Regions from separate parts of the Homo sapiens genome. Here region 2 is linked to region 1. A link is an interaction called in ENCODE POLR2A ChIA-PET data of the cell type or tissue named here. Cell type or tissue: K562. All regions are shown on one strand.

The links. Peaks named below come from ENCODE experiments on the same cell type or tissue, not always from the same donor. Only the 100,000 strongest peaks of a DNase experiment are listed, where the experiment ranks them.
Region 2: POLR2A ChIA-PET joins it to region 1 with 5 read pairs; 2 of 35 experiments call an interaction of 5 or more read pairs at or near these places.

Annotation. Positions count from the first base shown.
Region 1 is chr18:57,588,422-57,590,921 of GRCh38, forward strand. No RefSeq gene overlaps it. Among named protein-coding and RNA genes, the nearest start is that of FECH, 3.0 kb to the left of the region's middle. In K562, no CTCF peak of the experiment used is centred here; DNase peaks (open chromatin) are centred at 40 and 960.
Region 2 is chr18:58,019,652-58,022,151 of GRCh38, forward strand. No RefSeq gene overlaps it. Among named protein-coding and RNA genes, the nearest start is that of NEDD4L, 23 kb to the right of the region's middle. In K562, no CTCF peak of the experiment used is centred here; no DNase peak of the experiment used is centred here.

The DNA of each region.
Region 1 (2,500 bases):
TGGGAGGCCCTGGAGAAAGTCATCCCCTCCATCCAGGGTGCTGGGCCCTCCTGCTGGGTAGAGATAAGGGGGCTTCTGGTCCCTCCCAGGCAAACGCTGATGATTAGTGACAAGGCATAAAGGTGCCAAGTCTCACCAGTACAAAATCAATGGCTGGCGTGGGTTAAATTTCTGTCCAGAAATGATTATGGAACTAGCAAGACATACTTTATTAAATATTTTAATGAATCAGCATCATTTCATTTCTTTTATTCGCATCTTGCACTTTCATTTTTACTGACTTCTTTTTTTATTTTTTATTTTTTCATTAATTAATTAATTTTTTTTGTTTTTTTTTTTTTTAGAGGGAGTCTCACCCTGTTGCCCAGGCTGGAGTGCAATGGCACGATCTCGGCTCACTGCAACCTCCGCCTACTGGGTTCAAGTGATTCTCCTGCCTCAGTCTCCCGAGTAGCTGGGATTACAGGTGCTTTACTGACTTTTAAAAACTCATTCAAAATTCCTCATGTATAAAACCTCCTGGTGCACATATTAAGAACTCATGGGTTATAACTGAAAACAGAACTTCATTCTTTTTCCCCAACAGAGAGTACCATAACAATTGTTATTCCTAATCTATGGCTTATTTCTTACAAACATTGAATATAACAGCTTTCCAATGAGTAAATTTTTATGTTCTTATGCAGTGAAAGCAGATAAAATGTGCTTTATGTTGGTCCTTTTCAAAACTGGTAGAAAACACAGTCCTTAATCCAGAAATTGTGAACTCTAAATACAGGCTTACCAGAAAAGCCCTTGAAAGGCTAAAGAAATTTGCGGAACCATATGATATACATAATATGAATTTTTTCTGACTTAACATATTTTTAACAAAATGACACACCAATTCCATTAGCAAACAGAAGGCTAAAAAGGCACAGTGTGTGGGCTAACGGAGATAAGGAGCACCCCAACCAGGAGGGAGAGGGTTTGTCTGGGGCCTGGTGAGTTCATTAGTGAATAAAGCACTCACCTGTCACAGACACCACTCTGAGTGCAGCCTGTGATCCTAAATAAAATGAATTTGTTGGTTTCAGCTCAGTGCTTCAGGGAAAGGGGTGGGAAATCTCTTCATTCATTATTTGCCATGATTGGCACCTCTGAGCTACACAAACTAAATTTAGATTATTCAACTCTGATTCCTTAATCAGAAAAATAACTGGGGAAGGGAGGAATCAGGAGGCATTCAGGGCAAGAGAAACAGTGGCTGCATGTAACAAATGGTAAGCTATAATGATTACTCAGAGAAATCTGATCAATTGTCCCTAGAATCATTTTACAACAAAGAGGCCACCAAATCCAGGCCAACATGCCATGCGTTTTGACTTGCCCCTCTTCACCACGCAGAGCCTTCAGCCCAATGGTGGTGACGGGTTTATTAATCCATCTGCCCATATTTCCTGACCATCTACCATGAGCAAAACATTAGGTCATGTAGAGGATAAAAGAGTGAAAAGGAAAACAAACAACATTCTCAAACAGCTCATTCGCTTATGAAACAAGCGTATGGGAGACTCCAGTCTATGTCAGGCACATGGCAGGCACTGGGTGTGCAGCAATGAACCGGACAGTCCCTAATTTCACGGAACGTACCTTCTAGAAGGCAAGGCAGACAATCGTTTTACAACAAAGATGAAAGACATACAACATATTGTCAGGTATGGCTAGGGACCAGAAGAAAGCTAAAGGAGGTGGAGGAAGGGAGAGAGGCCGCAACTGCCCAGGTCAGTAGTGCAGTCAGGACCAGCCTCTCTGCAAAGGTGGCATTTCAGCAGTGACCTGAAGGGAGTGAGGGCGTTGTCCGGGGAAGGGCTTGCAAGCAGAGAGGCCAGCAAGCGCTGGAACACATTTGAGGCTTGTATTCATTTCCTAGGGCTGCTGGAACAAAATACCACAAACCAGGCAGGCAAATGTGTTGTCGTCCAGTTTTGAAGGCTAGAAATGCAAAATCAGGGTGTCAGCAGGGCTGTGCTCCCTCTGAAACCTGTAAGGGAGAATCCTTCCTTGCCTTTTTTAGCTCATGGCGGTGGCAACAATCCTTGGCGTTCCTCAGCTTGTAGATGCAGCACTCCATCCTCTGCCTCCACAGTCACAGCCTGTCTTCTCCTCTTGGAAGGACGCCAGTCATTTTGGATTAAAGGCCTACTCTAATAACCTCATCTTAACCTGACTGCGTCTGCAAAGACCCTGTTTCCAAATAAGTTCATGTTTACAGGTACCTGGGGGCTAGGATGTCAACATGTCTGTTGGGGGAACACAACTCAGCCCCATAACAAGGCTGTCAAAGAACAGCAGGGAGGCCACATGGCTTGAGTAGGGGGGCGGCGAGAGGTAGGGGAACCAGGGCGGATTGATGTAGAACTTTGTAGGTAATGAAAAACTGTGTCTTCTGAGTGACCTCCATTCTTCACTTATACTGCATGACTAAATGTGCCCATTGTGGCTGGGTGCCGTGGCTCAC
Region 2 (2,500 bases), 430 kb after region 1:
CCATGGGGTGTTACTTTAGCACTTAACTAGAGAAGATGTACACACAGTTATAGAAAGAGCTCGGGGCTCCTCATAGCCCATCAGATTCCACCATTTGATTTACACTGAGTGAAATGGATTATAAACATTTATAAAAGTCACCAGAGCAAAGGAATAAAGTGTCCTGAGGAGCACCAGGAAAAGAATCAACATTTTAGACTAGAAATATGCTCACCAAGTATCTGGGGAGTAAAATGCAAACCACAGTATGTGCAGTTTGGAAATATTGTATTTGTTTTACATATCAGCCTTTACACAGGTCTTCCAAACTTGCAGACCTGGGCTTTAGTTGATTTCCACTCATGCAGGCCTTACTCATCATCATTTCAAATGTTGCCATCACTATATATTACCATCTTCCACTGTGGCTTATATATCATGCTGCCTGGATCAGGGATGTTGTAGAAGTGAGTTTGCTCCTCCAGTGGATTTCAGGCCAACTTTTCCTATGTCATGTCTAAAGCCAAAAAAAAAGAAAGAATGTTATAAAATGGGTAACACTTCCCTATACTGATGCTGCAGTATGGTGGTTATATACGTGAAAGAAAAAAAACTGCAACAAAACAAAACAAAACAAATGAAAACCTGTTTTGTTCCTAGTGGGATAATGCCCCTGTGCTTTGTCAGCCAGCCATGGCATAACTGCCAATGTGCTGTCAGTCACATCTGCAGGGAGAAAGAGCATGCCTGTGTTTATTTGCATGACTTGGTTATTTTTTAAGTCTCCCCAGGTTATTGTAACATGTTGGAAAGGCTGAGAATTGCTAACTCTCATTATTGTGGAGTAAATTTTAATAGCCCTTAGGCTTGACAAATCATGTTTCTAGCTGATAATAGGAGAGATATTATTATCCCCAACTTACAGATGTCGAAGGCAAGGCTCAAATTATTTAAAGGCCTATTAGGGCTTAAGATTAATCACTGCTTAAGTACCAAATGAAATAAATGCCTTTGAGGAGAGCACACTTCCTTAACTTTTCCTTCATCTTAAATAAAGGACCCTGGAATCAGATATGCCTAGAATAGGGAAGGACTTCAGCTGTAATGAGGAAACTGGGAATCAGAGAGCCAGAGCTTATCTTGCCCATCTTTATGTTCCCTGCACTGTCTCATCCCATGAGCTCAATAAATATTTGATAAACTAAATGAAATGAGGTGACCAAGGTCACACAGCCCCCACACCTAGCTTCCAGCCTCCAATGGCGCTATACCTGCTCCATACCTGCTCCCCCTACAGAGGTTATCTGTCCCTGTGTAGCTGTGGAGACCACACCTCCTACCTTGTGTGGGTGAGTCAAGGTTTCAAATGGTCTGTCTCTTTCTTCCCAAAGTACACTTGTTTTGCTTTTCCAGCATGTGCAATGATTTTTTTATTCTAAAACTATGGTAGCTGTCCACGACAGAAATACCCGTCACTAAGTCAGGGTCTAGAGTCCCCAAACATCGCCCTCTCCTTCCATTATAACACTTTTTAAATGTATAAGAAAAGCAAGCTGGCTCATGCCTGTAATCCCAGAACTTTGGGAGGCTAAGGTGAGAGGATCGCTTGAGCCCAGGAGTTCGAGGCCAGCCTGGGCAACATAGCAAGACCTCATCTCTACAAAAATATCAAAAAATTAGCTGGGCATGATGGTGCATGCCTGTAGTCCCAGCTACTCAGGAGGCTGGGTGGGAGAATAGCTTGAGCCCAGGAGATTGAGGCTGCAGGGAGCCAGGATTGCACCGCTGCTCTCCAGCCTGGGCAACAGAGTGAGACCCTGGCTCTAAAATAAACAAATAAATGAAAATTAAAAAAAAAAAAAGAAAAGCAAGTTCATAAATGCTCTTGGTTTTGTGCAGGAATTGTTTACTCATTCACACAGGGGCCTGTCTCTGTACCAGTTACAAAGAGCCATGACCGGGAATATCTCTGAGGTTTTCTCTTGCACCGTCAACTTTCTGGTTTCTTATGAGTTGTGCTTCTCCTCAGGTTTCACATGTTATTCTGTTTCTCCAGCCCTGTCTGTGGACAATGTTATCTCTCATTCACACTTTTGGGCCCTTAGGCACTGTGCAACCTCAACCACTGCCTCCTCCCATAACTGCCACTGCATTCATCCCCAACCCGGTCCACCTAGTTCACCTCCGAAGGTGGTGGGAGTGAAGCTGGCCTGGGGTTTTCACTGTGGTAGACTGTGGGGGTCTCTGCAATTTGGGCCACAGGGAGAGTGAGGGGTGGGGCAGACGGAGACCAAAGATGAGGAGAGAGATGGAAATTGTTTCCTGAGCTGTGAGGAGCTGCCTGGACTTTGGGAATGTAAGGAGAGCTAGAATATTCTGTTGCTGTTGTCCTTGAGTGCAGCGCCCTGGGTCGGGGAGCCATGGGGAGGGAGGTAATAGGTCTGGATGACATGCCACCATCAACTAGAGAAGAGCCAGCCTATCAAGGAACCCAAAAGAAAGTGGATTAGCAGGCTGTGCT